2 separate regions of the Mus musculus genome follow, and region 1 is linked to region 2. The links are chromatin loops, found by intact Hi-C in ENCODE. Cell type or tissue: heart. All regions are shown on one strand. Each heading gives the region's core, and the rest is flanking DNA. Links, peaks and the distances in the headings are about the cores only. Region 1 overlaps A630012P03Rik (RIKEN cDNA A630012P03 gene). Region 2 has its middle 52 kb from the start of Gpc3.

Region 1 (11,576 bases), core at 3,814-6,313, 50 kb before region 2:
GAGTCTTCGGAAGGAGAGCCTGGAAGCCACAAACGTCTGTGTGCAAATACGGCTGGCTGCTTTCTTCCAAGCGCACCTCTGAAAAATTAATCTTTTCGAAACCCATTCTTCCTGCACGTATTGTTAGTATAGCAACTTGCCCTGATTGGATTCTAAGGCAGGCGTTAAGCGCCCAACCGCTGGACAGTCAATCACACAAGGCAATTAATATTCATCTGTTGACAGCGGCAGCCCTGAGCTAAGGTTAAAATATGCCCCTACAAAATGATCTGATTGTGCAGAACAAAAGGCAGGCGCTCTGAAACTTTCCTCTGCCTAAAATCTTCTCCTCTTCGGGGTCCAGCCTGTCAAGGCAGATGAATTTGGGCGGGGGAGGAGTCAAATCCTTTTTGGATTCGTGCTCCGTAGGCCAAGCACCGCCGATTTTTAAAGAGATTTGCCAACCTAGATAAGGGAAGCTGTTTTGAAGGGAAAGGCTCAGTCTTGCACGTTTTGGAGGACCCTCCTACTCAAAAGTTTCCTTCACTGTGTCTTCTCTAGCCTCTGAGGATTCAAAGATTTGTGCTCAACTTTGCCTGCACTTGGGCCCGGCCAGCCTCGGGAACCCAGACTGGGGAACGGAAAGCATGGGGGGACACACGGTGGATAAAGTGTGGCCAGAACTACGGGTCCAGCTAAGGCAGACGTGCTAGTAAGGGAGATAAATTCCCGAGTCACAGTCTTCACGTTGTGAAGCCGGTTTGCTAAGAGCAGAGGGGAGCCAGCTCCCACCTTCCCGCCCTCCCCCCCCCAAAAAAAATGGGCGCTAGAAAGGCGATCTCTGCTGTTCCTCGCTCTGGCTTGCACAGTTCCTGACAGCAGCGTGAGCCCGGGGCATGTGGACAGAGTCCCATACTGTGCTTCCCTCCCTTGGTAGATGGTCCAGGCCCCAGGCACAGCAACCATTCCCAGGTATCCTGCAGCAGAGAGCACGGCCGCTGCGGCCCCACCAGGCTAGCGCGCTCTGGGAAGAGCCACCACGCGCGCCTTGGCTTTCCACTGTGCGCGGGGAATGCTCAAGGGACCCCTACTCACCTGGTACAGGGGTTTCTGGAACCCATTTGAGTCCGGGCTGCAGTCTCTGGAAGAAAGAACGGACCTGGTGACAGGTGGCGTCTGGAGGCGGCGGGGGCTGCGCCTGTCCCAGGCAGCCCAAGCCTAGCAGCATCGCCACCAGCAAGCACGCGGTGCGCACGGTCCCGGCCATCCTGCTTCTTGGGGGAGCGAGGAGAGCACGAGAGAGTGGCAATAAGAGCCGGAGCGGTCCCGAGACTCAGCAAGTCTGGCAGTAGCCCGACAGAGCAAGAGAGGAGCCGCTACCCAGCCGCCGCAAAAGTTTCCTCGCAGCTACCTGGGCGCTGGGCGAGGGCGGGAACAGCTTGGCGGTGCGGGGCGGCCCGGGGCGGAGCCTTGTGGGCGTGGCGAGGAGGGACGGGGCGGGGCGAGGCAAGGCGAGCCGCGCTGCCTGGAGGACGGCGTGGGGTCGTGTAGCTGCTGGCCTGCGGGATGCGGGGCGTGGCAAGGAGCTTAGCTGGGAGATTGGGTTTACCAAGGTGGCGGGCAAGCCTTGGTGGGAGAGGCGCGGGAAGAGGATAAGGAGCGTGTGCGGTGGCTCCCGGCAATCCTGCCCTGACACTCGCTCGCCGCTGCTCTACACTGGGCGCTCTGGCATAACTACTGCAGAGGGGCTGCAGGCTCAGGCACGCTGATTGGCTTCCCAGCAGCAGTCCCCTCTGACTGGCTCTGGGAGAAGTTCCCCAGCCTCACTCCTCCTTTCCGCCTCCCTTTGGCCTACAGCCGGGAGGGCTTTTCCTTTTCAGCCTTTGCAAGCTCTCCATCTTCCTTGGAGTGGAGTGGAGGTCTGCGGTTTAGGTACACACACACACACACACACACACACACACACACACACACACCCGACTCGACCCTAGGCCTTCTCCCACCCAGATCTGGCTCCTTCTGGCCACCAGAGCCCACACAAGGTTTCCTAAGCACAAAATCCCTCTCCTTGCTGTTTTCTGAGAAAGGTTTCTTGGGAACCCTTTCCCAATGCAGCTGTGGCCAAGCCCTCAAAGCCTACCCACAAATAGTCACGTTCCAGAGCGCTGGGGACCTCTGGATTTCACAGCCTGGCTCATCTTTGTACCTAAAAGGTCTGGAAGCCCGTGTAGCTTGCTGGGTCTCATTCAATAGAACCACACAAAGTAAATGTGTGCATGTGTGTGTGTGTGTGTGTGTGTGTGTGTGTGTGTGTGTGTGTGTGTGTGAATTTAGGCACTTGATCCTGATTCCTAGGTGAATCATATCATCTACAGGATAATCACGGGCGACCCTCATAAAGCAAAGTGTAGCTGGTGAGAGTAACTCATTCAGGAAATCATTTTACAGATGAAATTCATTAAGTCATGGTTAGTCTGTTTCATACCTGGAGTAGAGCCCTATTTAGAAGATTTCCTGGATGTCAATCCACGTTTCTTCTACTTAATTCTCACCAATGGAAAGACATTTCTTTGAGAATCAAATGCCCCTTTGAGAAGAAAAAGCATATAATCATTATCTATGCTCTACAGAAATTGAATCATTCCATCAGATTGGTTCTCTTTGTGACTCCACTCATGTGCACACGTAGACAACTTTAGCCCAGTGTCTTGTATGTAGTAGGAGCTCAGTATTTCTACAATTAATGAATTTGATATCTCGGTGTAAACTAGCTTGTTGTCTGATTGTGTTCTTTTTTTTAACTAGACAGAAGTATGCTTGGAGACATAGATAAACACAGCTGGAGGGGGGCTGTGTCTTGAATAGGGGGCTATGAAGAAAGAGAAAGCAATATGAAGGCAACTGAGCAATTTATTCAAGTCTTCATTTGTTCATTCAATAACCATTATTGGAATTCTTACTATGTGCTTGACTCTGTGGGATACAAAGAGAAAACAGAGACACGAAACCCATTCTGTAGTACCTGACCTCAGAGAGTTTCAAATCTAATGGGGAGCCAACAAAGTGAAATGTTAACACATTATGTGTTAAGAGGGAAGATGGAGTTCTGAGGGCTGAGCGGAGGGATCAGAGAAAGTGTCCCAGAAATGCTGATGGCCTAAACTCGGACTTGAAAGCCCAGTAGGGGCTGAGGTGAGAAAAGACTGGGGGAAGGGTGCCCTGGCAAGGAAACGGGGTGAACAAAGAAGAGAGGCCCTGGCATGGCCCATTTGGAGAGTAGGAGGTGCAAGTAATGATTTCAGGCTGAGGAGTTAAAAGAACTAAGGCAGGAGGGAGAGGCGAAGCAAGGGCCAGATTGTGCAGTGTAGAAGCCTGCAGAGGAGTCTGTGGAACCACTTAAGGAAATTCTGAGCATAGGGGTGACATGATCAGATTTGTCTTATTAAAAGATATCCGCAACAGTGTTTCAGAGAATGGTTTGAAGAAGGCAAAAGATTGGAAGCAAGAAGACCAGCTAAGAGGCCCTGAAATTAATGCCCAGAAGAAATGACAAAGGCTTGTGACAAAGGAGTTTTGAAAGGGGAAAACTGTCCCAGAGATATTTAGAAGATAGAATTAAAAGTGCATGCTGATCCAGTGCCTATGGGGGTTGGGTGAGAAGGAGTCAAGGACAGAGGGCTTAGTCACCCCCACTTTTCAACAAACATTTGAGTGCTGCCTATGTATCTGGCATTCTTCTACTTCATAATTCCGCCTGGGGCTAGGCCTGCGCCTGCATTGAACATTTGACAAATGACATAGCCACTTTAAAAGAAACACCAATTAAGAGTCCTAATTTGGCTGGTGAGTTTGATATGTTCCACCTGTGGAGCCCTGTGACCAAAGGGCAAATTGGAAGGCAAGCATTGATTGAATTTCACGACCTCGCAGAGGAAGACATGACCTCCCATAAATTCATGATCTTCCAGAGCTCATGCAACGAACTACAAAGGCAACAGTTGTTTTCAACTACTGGGTATGAAATACCTAGGGAAAAACGTGGCTATGCCTCCTTTTCAATCTGTGCTTTTAATATAGAACATGCTATGCATAAACTAAAGCACTGTTTACAAAATGAAGTGTGGATCCCTGGATTCAATGCAGTGGACCCACAAACTTGGGTTTATTGTCAAGAACTTTATTTCAGTGGGTTACAAACTGTACATATAATGAGTGCATTCCCCTCATAAGCTTTATCAAAACAAAGCTAAGTATCCAGTTCAGCAAAATATGAGGTAGTTTGAAGATAACATTAAGTGGTATTGGAAATAGGAAATACATTGAACCAAATAGGGTGGTCCGTGGGTCCCTAGGGTTTGAGCTAAGTCAGAGACAGACTGGCTCTGAAGTTTGAAGAACTATTTTTTAGCCTGGAAGTTTCTGCTCTCACTCCAAGCACCTACTTCAGAGCTTTTAGCCAAGCAAAGGGAAGAGTTAAAAAAAAAAAAAAAAACAACCTTGCCTAGCAGAAGAAGTGCTTCCATTTTTATAAGTGCCTCTCAAAGGCTTCTAACCTTCCCAATCCCCCAAGTGATGACTCTCACAGTGGAATTTCAGGCACTGAAATGGACTTTGTGGGATAGGCTTCTTTGTCAGAAACACTTCCAGAAATGTCACAGGCAGCCATCTCCACTGCTTAGTCAGTCAGTGTTGAAAAAGTTTACTCCGGATAATCTTTAGCCAGAGGCTGGGGAATGTGAATTGCGGTACAGCACGTGGTAAAGCCTAGCTTGCACAAAGTCTTGTCCTGAAAAACAAGAAAAGGAAGGAAAACAGGAAGGAAGGAAACTCATTTACTAATGTGTAAACTCTCTACTGCATGCTACAGAGATGGGTAATAATTAAGGTTGTATTTCCTAGCAAAGAAAGGTAGAGTGTGTGTGTAGGGCCAGCCATCCCTCCCCAGGCTGAGGTAGAAGCATGCATTAAGCCTGGATGTTCAGGACCAGCCAGAGAGACACAGGGAGACCTTGTCTCAAAAACAATAAACAGAAAACACGTGTGTGTGTGTGTGTGTGTGTGTGTGTGTGTGTTGACAAAAATTCTATTTTCTCTTTTACAGAAGCAACTGTCTCGCCTCATTCGAGACAAGCTCCCTTCCTCGTGCTCCGTTTTTGTCAGTGATTCCTCTGAACTCTTCAGTAAGAGAAGCAGAGAGGTAATCAGTGTGGGGCTACAAAAGGACATGCTGATTGAAAGAGTGTTCGTTCGCCTTGGACAATCATGGCTCTGTGCTCTCAGACCCAGTTGAAAGTGTTTAGATAGCATGGCTGGACCCCCTTTTCTCCTTTGGACCCCAGGGGAAGGCTATCTAGCCCAGCATGCCCAGAAGAACTTTTCTTCACCTTTTGCTCCTGGACTCCAGTTTGAAAGAATTCGAGAATTCCCAGCTGTAGCCAGCAGCTATTATCTTGCTGTAGCAGGGAGGAGAGTCTGGTTCCATGGCTCCAAAAGCAGCATAAATCAAGATTTCTGGGAGAGGGTTAAGAAAGGGTGTTCAACAGCTGCCGCCATGGGAGGAGCGCATACACAGCCATGCACATGGCCACACACACACACATTATTTGTCTTGGGCCCAGTTCCTTTGCCCCCCAGGTGTTGTTCTCCTTTTTCCATCCCTCTCAGGTACACAGTGTCTTCTGCTCTTAACCTCACTCTCGAACTTGCTGTCAGGGAAGAAGCTGACAAACTCATCCTATCTCAATGTATCTGGTTGATAGGATGTAATGGGGGCTGCCCACCCAGGGGTATAAGTATTTCAACAGGGATCAAAGCTTTAAACCAAAGGAACAGAGCTCTAAAAACTCTGGAATTCCAGGCATCCGCCAGTGGGAAGGGAGTGTTTAAACTGAGGGGCAATGAGGCCTTTTTTGGTGCACCTGAAATCACATCATGTAGACAGTTGCTTATATGTTAGGCTGCTTGCTGCTCACAGTCAACACCTCTTGTGCCACACCTCTGAGCTAGATGGCACACAGCCACTTTGTCTCCTCTTCCCTTGCACTGTATGAGTCCTTTGTGGGCCAGAGGGAAGGGGAGGCGCCAGGCACACTGATCCCAATTCTCCCAGATGTATAAGCTATGATCAGAGGATGAATTATAGTCCTTTGGGAAAGAGTGTTCATTCATCCATCGCAGCCAGCAGGCCAGTGCAATGTAAATGGTAACTTTGTAAGTTGAAAGACTTAAAGCCATTTTGAAAATTGCATAATAATCTCAGGCAGAATTTGGCTCCATGTATGTGGAAAATTAATAGATGTGACTGGGATGCTTGCATTGTGAGTTGTGGAGGGCTAACCTCACTTCAGACTTGAGACTATGCTCTGCCCTCACTAAATCCACAAAGTTTACTGAAATTCTTATAAGTCAGCATCCAAGTTTTGAAAATAAAAAAAAAATAGAGAATTCTTTTATTTGGGACATCATGTTGATTACTACAAATAAAGAAATATTCTATTGTGTTTTGTTTGCATAAAGGAATATTGATCTTGACTCCTAACATATTTCTTCATACCTTTAGTCTATTGATCTTTTTATAACTAGATAGATATACCGTATGTATTTCTAGCATTTTGTGTCTTCATAGGTGTGTAGTGTGTGTGTGTGTGTGTGTGTGTGTGTGTGTGTGTGTGTGTGTGTGTGTGTGTTTATGTGAAAGTTTGAGTGGTTTTGTACTTTGGCAATTGAGAGCATGGTAGCTTTAAGTTCAAATACTAGTAATGTCCAAGGCATAGCTTTATATGCTGCATGGTAATTCCTGTGTGCTTTATCTTGTTTTTAAATTACTGTGGGCCAAAATTTACAATGGTTCAGGTATGTGATATATGCATCTTAATGCCTGTTTCATAGAAATTTCAAGTAATTTCTGGGTCTTTAGTTTCTAAAGTCTGGTTCTCCAATAAGCCACCTGGTATTTGGAAGTTTAACATCTTACCAAGTTTGCTCCCTTCTATATTCTTTCTGAGTCCCTGCCACATGTGGGAAGCTATCAGTAGCCATCATCATAGACAGTAACAAATATTTACAATAATTTTCCCCACCCTACTTCCCAAGTTTCATTGGCAATGTTGAGTCTAGGGGGGGGGGGGAATTTCCAAAGTAACATATCATGGGTCTAGTGAGATGGTTCAGCAGGTAAGAGAAATTGCCTCCAAGTCTGACAATCTAAGTTTGGTCCATGAGACGACCATGATGGCAAGAGTGAAGCAACTCTCACAAGTTGTTCTCTGACCTTCATACCAGTGCTGAGGTATGCAGATGCCCACGCACAGAAAAAAGTATACATATACAATTAATTATTTAATTAATGTTTTATTAAACAGCATAGTACAGGCCAGGGCCATTTTCAGCACTATGCCCAACTCTAGTTATCATGAAGGTTATCCATTAGAAACTGTGTGATGAGCCAGACGTGGTGGTACACGCCTTTGATCCTAGCACTCGGGAGGCAGAGGCAGGCAAATTTCTGAGTTCGAGGACATCCTGGTCTACAAAGTGAGTTCCAGGACAGCCAGGGCTATACAGAGAAACCCTGTCTCGAAAAACAAACAAACAAAAAGAAACTGTGTGATGTTATGGAAACCCAGTATGACTGTGACCTGGAGTCAAAGGAGAGTAAGAGCAGTTCCATACTCTCCCAACCAGGCCCAGGCTCCACTTGCTGCCAGCCCCTGAGGGAAACACTCTGCTTGCCACCTAGTAAAGCAAATGCATGCTTACTTTATATCTTCAATCTGACTTGAGGACTTTAGATGAACAGAAGTTCATACAATTCTTCTCTGTGCTTCCTCTAATCCAGTACTACCCAAAGTGAACTCCAAGTACTTGTAATGGTCTATGTGACTCTGTGATGACTTTAGGGACAAAAGTTAAGAGTACACGGCAAGAAAGTTTTGAATTTTTTTCATTTTACTTTTGAGTCTAGGCTGACCTAAAAATAAATAAATAAATAAAACAAAACAAAAAAAAAGTCAGTGTGTAGTTAAGAGTGACTTCAAACTCCTGATTCTCTTACCTCAACCTCCCCAGCTCTGGGACTACAACTATGAATGAACCTAGATCAATGTTGAGAAATGTTGATAGTATGTTGATAGTGCTGCCACTTTCAAGCACCACAAGTTGGCATCACTGATGACTCTAATAATTCTTTGAAATGCCCTTATGTTTGTATTACTTTTTTTTTTTCAAGACAGGGTTTCTCTGTGTAGCCTGGGCTGTCCTGGAACTCATTCTGTAGACCAGGCCAGCCTCGAACTCAGAAATCCACCTGCCTCTGCCTCCCAAGTGCTGGGATTAAAGGCATGCGCCACCACCACCTGACATTAGTTTTTATTTTACCTTCTCAAACTACTTTATCACCTCAGGTAGAAAAGCAATATGGATTAAGTGATCCTTCAGGACAGATGGGACAAAGTACGAAGCATTGCCTCAGTGTGAACAGTACTTTGACCCATGGTCGTCATTTCAAAAATGTTTTTCAATGAACCCTGTGATCATTTACTTTACAAAAGAAGACCATATGGCTATTTAGGTAGAGTTCTGTTAATGTCACAACACAGAAAACTTTCCCCTATAATAGGTAGTCTATGTGAAGATGAGTTTGTAAAAGATCTTCCTTCTAAATTATTACATAAGAATAAAGTACTTTGGTTCGCTTTTCTTCGAGAAATTCTAGGAAGAACGGAAACACATGTTGTATGAGTCATTGCTTTTTATAAGATCTCATAGTAAATTATGAGTAGGGGTTGAACTCCTTAGCCTTTACATATTATTTTGATCATTTATTTCTCCCGTAATTTATATCACACTTTCTGTTATAAATGAAAAAGATACTAGTCTATGTACCAAAAAGGAACTCTTTAGAGGAAGATGATGATAGGCAGAGGGAAGGACTCCTTCCTTGGAATGCCTTCTTCTCATTCACCCTCACTACTTGTCGGGAGCAAAGCATGTCACCAGATTTACACTCCATTGGATGTCTCTAGTCTTTCTCTAACTCCTGTTAAACTGACAGTGACTACCAGATGGTTTGTCAGCAGCTTTTGTCTGGTATGGTTTTGAAGTAGTTTAGTAAAAAAGTATCCTGTTTTCTCAAATAGACCAGAGTAATCAAAGGAACAGAAGTGAAAAGAATTAGTTTCTAGTCCATGTTCTGTTCCCTGTAAGCGTGGTAGCCTGGGATTAGGAACTGCATCTTCCTAACTGGAAATTGAAGGTTGTAGGCTACATTACATGCTCTCTAGGGTTCTTCCTACCTCTAACCATCTGTGTTCCCATGCCTGGGAACTCCTTGAGAGAATATTACACATCTGGATATGAAGCAGCATATGAAACAGTATCTAGAGTATAGTAGAACCTCAATACATATTGTTGAATGCGTGACTAAACGTAGCATTATTAACACAAACTCAGCAATGACTCCACAGGGAATCCTCAGGAAGTATTTGTCAGTAGATCAGTGTTTTTGTTAATTGAAGGACTACATAACAACATTAAAATCTCAATAATTTCCTAATGAGCAGGAGAGTAGACTTGTTGTAAACAGTGTTGAAAGAATGGGGTTATAAACAGACATACTTCTATTGTATTTAATACCAGAAATCTAAATCGGAGGGATTTTTTATTTTTTATTTTTAGACATAGCCTCACTATGTAGCTCCAGCTGGTTTCAAAATCTTTACAAAGCCCATGGTAGCCTGGATTTAGGCATCTTTCTGCCTCTACCTACCAGGCATGCACCATCATGCCTCCTGGCCTGAATAAGAGATTTTTAAATTAACTTATTAAAGTGTTTAAACAACTGAGACTTTGATATTTGCTCTTTAAGATTGTAAAGAACTAAAGGTAATAGATCATGTTTATTTAAAATTCACTGTGTGGAAGTATGATTATTAAAGTGTTTGGAAATGAAGATAGTAAACTCTTCAGAAGGTTCATTATTAGTTTTCCTTATTGAGAAGTCTATGTCAATCCCTCCTATGGAAATATTTCACAAATGAATTGTGTGTTTCTGTGCTTCTGTAAACACTGTACATGAAATCTAATCTAACGTGTCCTTGATGCTCTGTTATATCATATCCAGTCTTTGAATGATGCTGTAAATATATGACATTGAGGAGACATTGAACTGGACCTATACCAAGCCTGATACACATCATGAAACTGGATTTCTTTAAAAAAAATAAATCCCACATACTGATCTTTCTCTTTCTCTTTAATGTGTGGTGCCTAGTGCACAGTCTCACTTTGCTGCTGCCTCTGTTTACTTTTACAGATTGCAATTCTGGAATCAAAGACTAAGGTAGTTCTTCCTATGTTTAACTTGCTTTAACTTATGTCGCAACACATTGATCAAAAGAAGCATGACAACGTTATGGAATGGGACTAAGTTTCAGAGTTACAGAGTCCTGGGTCCAAATTCCAACTTTCCTGCTTGCTAGCTGGGTGACCTTGGGCAAAGAACCTTATCTAGCAAAGCCTTAACTTTACAAAATAAGGATTAAAAAAAAAACGTTATATTTCCATAGATAGCAGGAGTTAGTGGGGATGTGGAATTTGGAAACTTGCACCCTGCTGTTGGTGCAGCAGCTATGAAAAACAGTATGGAAGTTCTTGGAGCAACTAAAAATAGAGCTGGAGCTATCGCCCATATGTGCTTGTTTATCTAAAAGAATTCTTCAGGCCTTGTGGCATGCACTTATAATCCCAGTACCTCAAACCCTGAAGACAGAGGATTCCATCTGAGCTGCAGCTATGCACACACTCACTCTTAAATACACTCACAAACATGTACCCACACGTAAAAATCCACACATTTTATTTTTCAAAACAGCAAAAAATATAAAAGCATCAAAAACATGATTCTGCCAGGCATGGTGTTTCATACCTGTAATCTTAGCAAGTAGGAAGCTGAAGCAGGAGGATAACCCACAAATTTGAGACAGCCTAGGGCTACAGAATAATACTTTTTTTTTGTTTGTTTTTTGGAGACAGGGTTTCTCTGTGTAGCCCTGGCTGTCCTGGAACTCACTCTGTAGACCAGGCTGGCCTCGGACTCAGAAATCCTCCTGCCTCTGCCTCCCAAGTGCTGAGATTAAAGGCGTGCGCCACTGCCCGGCAAAATTTGATTTTTAAACAGTTTTACATTCTTTGACATTGTGATATAATTAATTATATCATTTTCCCTTTCTTTTTCCCCACTGCAAACCTTCCTATGTTCCTTGCTCTTTTTAATTGTTGTTTTATACACACACACAGAGAGAGACACCTAAATACATAACTATAACCTGCTCAGTATTTTGTTTTATATATATGTGTATATATTTATATTTATATACATATACATATATATAATTTTCAGGCACTGGGCAACCAATTGTTGTGCTCTTCCGTAGTGAAGACTATTTGCCCCCTCTCTCAGCATTCTTTAGTTATCTTTGGTTCTTTGTTCAGACTTGAAAAGAAAGTTTATTTTAAGAGACCGGAAAGATGGCTCAGCAGTTAAGATCAGCACTTATTGTTCTAGCAGAGGACCAGAGTTCAGTTCCTAGCACCCACAG
Region 2 (11,576 bases), core at 5,796-8,295:
AGAAAAGAAGTCTTCTAGTACCTGCCGTGTGCTTATCATTAGCTAAATATTACTTTCGGAAAGAAACCAAGTTTACTTCACATTGCAGAAAAGTAGTGGGCATGGCAGAAACAGAAGCACTGCCTGCCCCCAGTGTTTAATTCCTCAAGGCAGTTCATTATGAGAAATACATGTCAATAAGAAATTACAGACTGGAAAATGCAATAAGACAGGTACACAAAGAAATTTACAAAAATAACAAGCCGCATTTGATTGGGATTAAATCAAATGGAAATGCAAAGTGAGATATTAGGAAAGTTCCACAGAGGGGAGATAGTACTTTTAGGACTTTGGTGATAGGAGAGGGTCAGAAGTGGTGGGTGGTACCTAAGGAGACCCTGTCTCAAATGGGACCCTACCCCTTCCAGCTGAAATATTGGGTACTATGTATGGATTTGTGGGGCAGGAGCAGGGATAGTCACCATTTTCCATTGCATACTCAATGTCAAACCTACCAAGCCCCCATGTGTTCCAAACCCATGGTCACACAAATGACCCAAATTAAAGTAAAAGAATCACAAAACCTGGGAGACAGGCAGGCAGATCTCTGTAAATTACAGGCCAGCCTGGTCTACAATGCAAGTTCCAGGACAGCCAGGGCTACACAGAAAGCAACAAAACATGTCTCAAAAAAAGAATACCAAATACAAAGTGACTCTGATAATGTTTTACTTATCCTGCATGTTTGGTTCTCTCCTGATCCTCCCTAGAGATCACAGAGAATGTCTTCCACACATCCATCCATAGATAAGAAGTGATGAACACATCATGAAAGCGTCAAGGCTCAGTTCCATTTCAAAGACATTAAACAGGAGGAAATATACATGAAGTCTGTGAAATTTGGAAGTTTAAGGAGTTGAGAACTCTATATATGACCTATAAAGAAAGGTAATTACAATTCTCTAAATCATAGTATCCAGATCAAATGTTTTAAAGAATATAGCTTTGAGCTGCCTTAGCTCCTACATTCCTCCACCTGCAAACTCTTGAATTTGTCTTAAGGGTCCTTGTCTTAGTTAATTTTCTAATGCAAAATACCATGACCAAGGCAGCTTACAAAAGAAAGGATTTTTAATTGGGCTTAACAGTTTCAAAAGGTTAGAGTCCATGATGGCAAAACAAAGGCATGACAAGCAGGAACTACCAGAGAGCTACCAGCTTGATCCATATGTAGGAGGCTGAGAGTCACAGTGGAAATGGTGTGAGTCTTCTGAAATCTCAAAGCCTAACCCCAGTGACACACCACTATTCCTACAAGGCCATATCACCTAGTTCTTCCCAAACACTACCACCAACTGAGGACCAATTATGTAAGCATACAAGCTCATGGAGGGATATTTTCAGTCAATCCTCTCAGCCCAATTAGAGCCACCTCATAAATCGTATATTCCATAAGTCGTACCCTGAACATAGCAATAGAGAGACAGGCAGAAAACTGTTGTAATAGATACTGAAGTCATGTGGAAAGAAAGGGAAGAAACTATTGTCATATTTTTAAAAATGGAAGTTTGAAAGGACAAAGTAGATTTGAAAAATAATCATAAGCTGGGCAGTGGTGGCGCACACCTTTAATCCCAGCACTTGGGAGGCAGAGGCAGGCGGATTTCTGAGCTTGAGGCCAGCCTGGTCTACAGAGTGAGTTCCAGGACAGCCAGGGCTACACAGAAAAACTCTGTCTCAAAAAAAAAGAAAAGAAAAGAAAAGAAATGATGAAAAATAATCATGCAGAACATACAGATACAGAAAAGGAGTGGCCAAGCATGGTGGATGGTGGTACAGGTGTGTGCTCCCAGCTACTTAGGAAGCAAAGGCATCATAATTTCAAGGTATGTCTGGATTACAGAGTAAATTCAAATTAACCTGGGCAATTCAGTGAGGCCCTGTCTCAGAATAGAGGGCCACTGATGTAGTTCAGTGGCAGTGCACGTGTCTAACATGCATCAGTTCATGACTCCCTATATTCAACCTACAGAGCTTTAAAAAAAAAAAAGACAGTAGGTCAAACCTAAACCCCCAAATGTTGGGTTAGCCAAAAGATTATGGATAAACTACATGGATAGTTATTATCAGTATCTAGGGTCTGAGCCTTGAAGCCAGGAGAGGGCATTAATTGCCTTTATAATAGATAGCTGAAGCAATATTTCTTTGGGCATTTGAAGCCTTGGGCCAAAGCAGAGGATAACGTCTCAGTCTGAACTCTTCGATTCGGCTGACATCCGATGTGCTGAACTTTTCTGAGAAACCAATGTCCCATGGCTACTTGCAGATGTAGAGGCACAGCCTCTTAAGAGAAAAGCTTCTCAAATTTAGGTTCTGGAGACTCGCACAGTCAGAGATCAATCAACGAAGTGACCATGAAAATTGTGTAGAAACACACAAACCTTGTTAATGAAGGGTACCTAGGGTATACCACAAATCATCCACACCCTCTTTCTGCCACAATGACTGGGGAAGGAAATGAGCACAGGTTCTGGCCTACTTGGCAATTATTAATGGCCAGATGCTCACACTTGAGAGAGGCTGCAATTGCACTGCAAAATAAAATCCCTGGCAAGAGGGAAAACTCAAGAAGCCATTTTATCATCCAAATGGGTATTTAAAAGACGTGATACTGCTTTGAGAAGGCAAGGAGAGAACTATCTGGGTTTTTGCAAAATGCATATATTAGTGATAGCTACAAATTTTCTCAGGGTTTGTAATATGTTCCCTACATAAATGTAACAGACTTATCAAATATTGCTCAAATCAATGTACCTAGCCATTTTATTTTATGAAACCGGTCAGTCTTTTTATCTTAATGTTTACATAAATGAATGAGCAATCCCATTAAAGCAATTTTATGCAATTTTAAAAGGTCACAACAATGCTTTAAAAGCATGCAGCTTTTAACTGGGCAGTGTAACTTACCTTTTTGGCATATTAAACAAATAATACATTAAATAGGGTTCTTTACAACTGAGTTTAACTCAAAATTTCAATATTATCCTCAAAACCACTCACACTTTTAAAATTCCAAGCATAGTTTATTTTCTTTAATTTGGAAAAAAAAACGTTGTTTACAATAATACCAAATTATCATTGCAATATTATCACTGAAAAGAATGTGTTGCAGGATTTTTTAAAAGGCTATGAAAAGTAACTGGATAAAAACAAGAATAGAAATTATATTAAGATAGACTCATTTTCACTTTTAAAGACTAGGATTGCATCTAAAATGACTTTATATAGAGAATATTCATCGTAATACAATATTAAATATGCCAGCACTTTACCTACAGACTGATTAAAGGGCAAATTAAAGTGTCATGAAGTCATCTTGCCAACCTTCAGGCTAGTGCTTCTCCCGCTGCACTGCGCATGCCGAACACCTGCGGATCTTGTTAAAATGTAGATTGTGATTCTGTGCTTCTTGGTGGAACTCGTGATGCTGCATTTCCAACAAGCTCCCAGGAGGTGCTCACGCTACAGTTTGAATAGGAAAGTTTGAGGCTAAATGAAACTTTATTCTGGAGGAAATTTTATCCAAACATGCCTTTTGTCTCTCCTTCTCTCATCTATGCTCATAAAATGGCAACAAAAATTCAAGGCATTTCCGGTGGATGGGAATTGCCGCTCTCTCTTCACACTGCTACATATTAGGTAACTTTAGGGAAGGTCACCCCATATCAAACGCAGAGAAGTTATTAAGTATGTCTTGGTTGGTTGATAATTTAAAATAACAGCACTATTGAAATATAATCCTCATACCATAAAATTCACCCATTTAAAATATATAATTCGGTGGTTTTAGTATACGCACAGAGCTGCGAAACCATTGCTACTTTCTAATTTTACAAGATACATCACTTCAACATGAAAAGCAGCACTCACCGATGCTCACCTCCCATCTCTCATGACCTCTCCAGTTCTAGACAACTACCAATCTTTATTTTCCACTTCTGTGGGTTAGCATATTTGCCATGTAATCTTTTGGGGTTGGTTTCTTCTCGCATCACACCATGGATTTAAGGTTCATGTATGTTAAAGCATGTATCAAGACTTCATGCCTTCCTATAACTAAACATACTCTTTTGCATGGCTATTTGATTTGTCATTTGTCAGTGGGTGAACATTGTGTCACTTCCATTGGGGGGTGGTGCATTGTGAGTCATTCTCCAAAGCTTTGTTAAAATGCTTTGAAAGGACAAACTGGTCCGAGTGCCTGTCTGGCTACCTGGAGTGAGGAGCTGCGACGGAAGGCAGTTTAGATGAGGTATCTGGCCTGTTCAGGGGGCAGACACAGGCTTGATCTGACCTCTGGCACAACCTCACATCAGCACTGGAGAACTGAGCACCGTTCTAGTAATATACATTTTCTCTTTTTGTGAGACAACGTCTCACCATGTAGCCCAGGCTGACCTTGAACCTGGTATCTTCTGGCCTCTGCCTAAGTGCTAAAGCAAGTGCCAGCATTGCCAGCTCTTTGCTTTTTTGTTTGTTTTTTTTGCTTTTTGTTTTTTCAAGACAGGGTTTCTCTGTATAGCCCTGGCTGTCCTGGAACTCACTTTGTAGACCAGGCTAGCCTCGAACTCAGAAATCCGCCTGCCTCTTCCTCCCCGAGTGCTGGGATTAAAGGCATGCGCCGCCACCACCGCCCAGCAGCTCTTTGCTTTTTGTAACATATATTGTTAAGGCTTAGTGCTGAGACAGATGGGGTTGAAATAATATCGTAAATATTCTTCCCAGTTGCACAAATGTACCTATGGATATCTTTCTAGAAAGAAAATGAAATGGCATTGTGATTTCCTAAATGGTCAAGGTATCAACTTGCCATAAAATATGGTGCGCACATACAACTCTCTGTTTAGCAGGCACACATGCAGAAACATCCTGTTTGTATTCTACAATAAGTAGATTCTGGTTTTTTTGTTGTTGTTGTTTTTGTTTTGTTTTTTGTTTTTTGTTTTGTGGGAGGGAGGCATACAAGCTGAAGAGAGAGATATAAGTGTTCCCAATATGCCCACTACATTACAGAAAAGCATCAAAGGCCAGCTTCTAAGATCACCTCGAGATTACCACTTCTTTGTTTCACCCCTTATACAATGCTCTCAGCTTCCCCATAGCTCTGGGCCTATACTGATAATGCAATGCTGTCCAGTGGTCACATTGTAAAGACGTGGTGAAAACTCCCAAAGGAGTTACCATGGAGTTAAAGAAGTTTGGGGTTGGCTGTTACTTAATCAGGTCAAGAGTCCTTAACAGAGGACATGGGCTATTCTTGAGGTAGGAAGCATATCGCTGCTAGTCTTAAAGAAGCAAATTGTTTGGTCGGACCTGAGTATGAAGAGAATAGTCATCAAGAAATGAGGCACAAAGAAATGAATTCTGCTAACAACTCGGGGGAAGCTTAGAAGCTTAGATCTTTCCTTCTTCGGACACCTGAATGAAAATGAAGTCTCATTAATGCTGTGGGGCCAGGCTTGTTGAAGGTGATCAGGGAATACAACTGCCCTGTGTCTCCTCTTTTGAGTAATGGAACAACATCAGACAGTGAATATGTATAATTCTAATTCACTCTGTTTGTTGATCTGTGAACTATAGAAAATTAGTATGAGGGTGGTGGGCTCCTGCTTTTCATGGGCCAGGATAGGCTTGAATTCCTCTTGTGAGGTTCTGGGATTGTTTGAGTACTTGTTTGCCCCTAACAATTTGCTTTGATATTTAATTGCCATTGTAAAAGTATGAAGAGATGGACCTTTAAGAGGTAACTTGGTATCTTCCCTCATGGTGGATTCAATACCTTAGTATGGTTCTCAGGAACAGGTATGTCTCTTGGCACTTCTGCTGTCCTGTCCCACAGGGTATAGTATCCTCTCTTTCTCTGGAGGATCCAACACTCAAAGCACCATCTCGATATACTGGCTCTCTCCTCTTCAACGGACACTGAAGCTGTAGGTGCTTTGATCTTGGACTTTCCAATCTCCACAGCTGTGACCAGTGTCTATTCTTTATATAGTACACATACACTTCTTTCTTTCTTCCTTTCTTTCTCTTTTTTTTTTCTTTTTTCTTTTTTTTTTTTTTTTGGTTTTTGGTTTTTTGAGACAGGGTTTCTCTGTATAGCCCTGGCTGTCCTGGAACTCACTTTGTAGACCAGGCTGACCTCGAACTCAGAAATCCACCTTCCTCTGCCTCCCGAGTGCTGGGATTAAAGGCGTGCGCCACCACGCCCGACAGTACCCATACATTTCATGTATTCTCTTAGAGCAGCATAAAGCAAACTGGCGGGCCACTTCCTCTCCTTTAAATGACTATGACACCTTTAAATAGGATAAGCCTTGTCTGTGAAGAAGGCAAAAATTGCTTGGTATTAGACCATCTAAACTTGCTATGTGTGATGTTTCGGGTACTGGCCCATTAACCTACCTGTCACAAACACTGAAAAGTTGCGCTTTTGCCTGATGGAGGAAGATGTCCAATATTCTGGTTTGCTGTTGAGATTAGGTGCAAGCCTCACCCTAGGACTTGCTCAATAGGTGAATGTTCAAGTGAACTGAGCTAAGCGATTGAAAGACTTCCACATAACCCCACTTGCTTCATGTCCTTGCCCTCACTAATATTTTGGAGAGTTTTCATGTATCCCAGGATGAATTCATACTTGATATATAGCAAAGGATAACTTTGATTTTCCTGGCTCTACCCGCCAGCTCTAGGATTGCAGTTGTGCACCATCATGCCCGTTTCTTTCACTGCTGAGGACTGAACATGGGGCTTTGTGCTTAAAATGCAAACACCCCACCTACTCCTGAGCTACCTCCCCACCTGACTCCTCACTGATGACTACTTTTTAAGTAACGATTTATTGAGCACTTACCATGTGCCCATTCATTTTTATTCAGTGTGTCATTTCAACCTCATCTGCTGTATTTAAAAAAAAGTTACTATTCTCTAAATGAGCATTTTAAAGATATAATTGACATATAATATAGCTCACATATTTAAAGTGTAAATTTGATGAGCTTTGACACATATATGCACCCATGCAACTATTACCACAATCAAGATAATTAACATGCCTATCATCTCTAAGAGTTTCCTTGCCTCTCTTTGCCTCTCTCCTTCCTGACCATTCCCAGGCCCCCTGCCTTTCCACCCCCTCCTCAAACAACTGCTGATCTGCTTTCCATCACCGTAGATTAGTGCGCATTTTCTAGAGTTTTGTATAAATGGAATCATATGGCACATACTCTTTCTTGTCTGGCTTCTTTCACTCAAGCTAATTAGTTTGGGATCCATCCAAGCAGATATCTATATCAACATCCCGATTCTTACAACAGCTTCATTAAGAGATAATTCACATAACTTTCAGTTTTCTCTTTTAAAATGTTTGATTCAATGGTTTTGGTTTATTCCATATTTTAAATTATGGTAAAACACATATAACACAAAACTTGCTGTTCTAGTTCACTTCTTTTATTGATGAGTAGTATTCCACTGTATGGATCTACCACAATTTGTTTACTCAGTCAGATAGGTAATGCTATAGCCACACTCGTTTTAGAAATAAGGAAAAGGGACACATGGAGTTAATTTGTTTAAAATCATAGAAAAACAAACAATACTAGTATACAAACTCAGGTCTGTCCAACGCTGATAACAATGCCTTTAACCATTATAGTACACTGTTCTTCCAGACTTAAAACACCTAGTTGCACTCACACATAATATATGATATCTCATACATACATGAATATCCAACACACAAACACATCACTTATTAGTAGTTACATAGGCTAGGCTGGTCCTGGAGGTACGTCAAATTCCTTCTCACACAACAATCTAAAAGATGTTTTCTGAAAAGAAAGAAAGGAAGGAAGAAACGAAGGAAGGAAGGAAGGAAGGAAGGAAGGAAGGAAGGAAGAAAGAAAGAAAGAAAGAAAGAAAGAAAGAAAGAAAGAAAGAAAGAAAGGAAAGAAAGAGGAAGGGAAAGGGAAAAGCCATTAAGGCTATAAGCCACAGACCTGAGATGGTCATATTGTAAACACAAGGCAGAGTTTCAAATTAAGAATCACACATTATCCAGAAAACTGGACATTAGGCAGGACCAGCCTGGTTAGTATCTGAATAATGTGCTTTGCCCAGTCATCAAGGAAAAATATTAGGTGCTTCCCCCTGGCTTGTGAAAAAAAGTGTTAATTGAATACAAACCAGGGAATGATAAAATGTCTGCATGGTAACAGTCCAGCTGGGACAAGTACCCCAGAGTCATTTCAGCCGTCATGGGGGTTGATTCATTCACCCTTAGTGCTATCCCAGGAAGGAAGCATACCACAATATATTCTCTAATCTTTCCAAAAAGAAGTTTGAGAGCTAACAAACTAAACTACCTCCATAGGACATAAGGGCTACCATGGGAGAAGGCAGTGGCCGCCTCATCTCTACTTTCACTAATTCAGAAAAGGAGGAAATGAGGTGTAGAGGAAAGAGAAAGGCACTTCTTGACAATATCATAAAGCACTATAATATAAGCTGTCAAAGGAGACTGTGGAATGAAGCTCCTTCCCTGGAACTCATTAAGAACAGGAGATACCTGCTTGGAATAAATCCAGGAGCAAAGTCAGAGGAATGCTATCCAGAGACACAGGATGAAGTAAACATGGTCTGAAGCAAGCGCTAGCCATGGCCAATTAGCTGGAGCCCAGCCAGCCGCATAAGCTAGCCATGCAAATGGTCTGTGGGGATTACTGACTCCAGCATGGCTAGATAAGCCCGGAACGTGGTTCTCAGAGAACCAGACTCTCCAGCAGTTGTTTAATTTTAACTGTTTCTTTCATCTATAAGGATGTGGCCACGATTGGATCACTAATATGTGGAACTTGGAAACTAGAATACATTGTACCTTAAGCTTCCAGAAACTTGGAATTTAGAAATGTATATTAGATGTGGAAAAGGTAATTAGGGATTTGCTTGTTTGCCTTTAAACACATAGGTCATTAGATACAGTGGCCATCAAAATGGAAGGAGGGTGATGGAAAAAACACAGCTCAAGGCAAGGCCATGATCACTGCATCTGAAGATCTCTTATCCCCATGGTTGAGACAGTACCAGGGACTAGCTCAGTGCTAGTCCCAGACACAGCTTTGTGAACAGAATGCTGCTGCTGTTGTTGTTTTGCAAGACAGGGTATCTCTGTGCAGTCCTGGCAGTCCTGGAACATGCTGTGTAAAATAAGACTGCCCTCAAACTCACAGAGAACCATCTGTCTCTGCATCTTTAGTGTTGGGATTAAAGGTTTGGGCCACCACCACCTGGCTGTGAACAGAATTTTGAACACATGCCATCTTAGCACTCTAAAACTCAACATCAGCTTGCTAGGGGTTCTCTACTTACATACAATGCTATAAAGAGATGCCCTCCATACTTCCCTTCCTCTCTACTTCTTAGGTTTTGCCTATGGGAAAAGAAGCATGCTGTCTTATTTAGGGTTACTTTGCTGTGATGAAATGTATAACCAAAAGAAACTTGGGGAGGAAGGGGTTTATTTCACCCAGAGTTCCTTATAACACTTCATCATCAAAAGCAGTAATGGCAGATACCTGGAGGCAGGAGCTGATGCAGAGGCCATTGAAGTGCTGCTGCCTACTAGATTGCTCCCAATGGCTTGCCTGCTTTTATAGAACCCAGGACCACCAGCCCAGGGGTAGCACCACCCACAATGGACTGGGCCCTCCTCCATCAATCACTAATTAAGAAAATGTCCTACAGGCTTGTCTACAGTCCAATCTTATAGAGGTATTCTCTCAATTGAGGCCCCCACCTCTTATATGACTCTAGCCAAGTGGATATAAAAATTAGCCAGCATACATGCCCATGAAAGTCTTGTATAATAATGACAATAAAAAGAACCTTATTTCTTTTTTCTAAAGATGAAAATGGCTAAATGTTAAGCAGTAGAGGACTAGATTAAAAAAAAAAAACAATCTTGTGGTATCATTCAGTGAAATACAACTCAGCAGTGAAAAAGGAATAGAACATATATGCAATAATGTGGATGATTTAGAAACTGTACTGAGTGAATAGGAAAAAACTGCTAAGATTTGAACCATAAATAGCCAAAATGCCCCTAAGCAAATGTGTCCTAGTTTCTCCTGCTGTGATAAAACACTGATTAATTTGGAGAGGAAAGTGTTTGTCTTACAGATTATACTCCATCATCAATAAAAGCCAAGACAGGAAGTAAAGCAGAAACCTGGAGTTAGGAACTGAACCAGAGACTATGGAGGAGTGTTGTTTACTAGCTTGTTTCCAATAGCTTGATACATTTGTTAATTTTTTTTTATACTAACCAGGGCTATATGCCAAGGGACAGTACCGAATACACTAGAATGGGTCCTCCCACTTAAATCATCAGTCAAGACAATGCCCAATGACCAATTCGATGGAGGTGATTTTTCAGATGAGGTTCATCTCTGACTTGAAAGTACACTGTAGAGACATAGCAGCAAACACTATCATTCTGACACACACACACACACACACACACACACACACACACACACACCAGGCACATAAACAGAACAGAGGACCTAGAAACAAACATGCAATTAAGGCTACGTGAGTTTTTTGAAAAGGTGCCAAAAATTTACAGTGATAAAGCCTATTTAACAAATAGTTCTTAGAAAACTGGATATCCACACGTATATCTAGAAAATTATCTCTTGTATAGAAGTTAATTCAAAGACCAGAGAGATGGCTCAAGTAGATAGACAATGCCACCAAACCTGAAGACTTGAGTTTGATCTACAGGATGGACATGATGAAAGGAAAGAATCAATTGTCCTCTGACCTCCATATGTGTCCTCCACACACAAAATAAATAAACAAATGTAATAATAAGTAAATTCAAAATGGATCAAAGACCTTTAAACGTAAAACTTGAAAGTTTGAAACTGCTAGAAGGAAACATAAGAAAGGCCCTTCTCAATCTACAAGGACTCCAGCAGTCTAGGAAAAAGCAGCAATAACTGGTGAATGGGGCGGTATTCAATTCAAAGGCTTCTGCATAGCAAAGGAAACAGTTAACGAAGTAAAGACACAGTCTACAGAACCAGAGGAAACTTTTTATCAGCTATTCAGCTGACAGTATTCATATCCAGAACAAGCACTTGCACACACACGCACGTGTGTACACTTTTGCTTAGCTTACTCTCTCTTTTTCCCATACAGTCCAGGATAAAGTTCCAGGGAATGATGCCACCACAGTGGGTGGGTTTTCCACCTCAAAAATTTAATCAAGATACTATTCTGTAGCTGGTTTTTTGCTACTTTATGGGTTCTTCTTTTTCCACCCTTCTCCACCCCTTTTTCTTTCATCCTTTTAACCCCCTAACACTAGATAAGAGAGAGGAAAGGAAAGAGCTGAATAAGATCAGGGTTCAGAACACACACACACACACACACACACACACACACACACACACAGAGAGAGAGAGAGAGAGGAGGCAGACAGACAGACAGACACACATACCCTAAAAATTGTGTCACCAGAAGACCAAGTG

Evidence for each region. Hi-C counts contacts between places; a loop is a spot of excess contacts. Peaks named below come from ENCODE experiments on the same cell type or tissue, not always from the same donor. Only the 100,000 strongest peaks of a DNase experiment are listed, where the experiment ranks them.
Region 1: it touches region 2 in a loop (5-fold over the local background); 2 of 42 quality-filtered maps call a loop at or near these places.

The regions. Positions count from the first base shown.
Region 1 is chrX:52,612,559-52,624,134 of GRCm38, forward strand. A630012P03Rik (RIKEN cDNA A630012P03 gene) reads left to right here. Exons shown (of 5, transcript NR_045367.2): 5 at 5,081-6,489. Gpc3 (glypican 3) reads right to left here and starts at 1,416. Exons shown (of 8, transcript NM_016697.3): 1 at 1,075-1,416. The coding sequence starts at 1,246. In heart, for the core only: no CTCF peak of the experiment used is centred there; no DNase peak of the experiment used is centred there; H3K27ac peaks cover 1,575 bases.
Region 2 is chrX:52,660,202-52,671,777 of GRCm38, forward strand. No RefSeq gene overlaps it. Among named protein-coding and RNA genes, the nearest start is that of Gpc3, 52 kb to the left of the region's middle. In heart, for the core only: no CTCF peak of the experiment used is centred there; no DNase peak of the experiment used is centred there.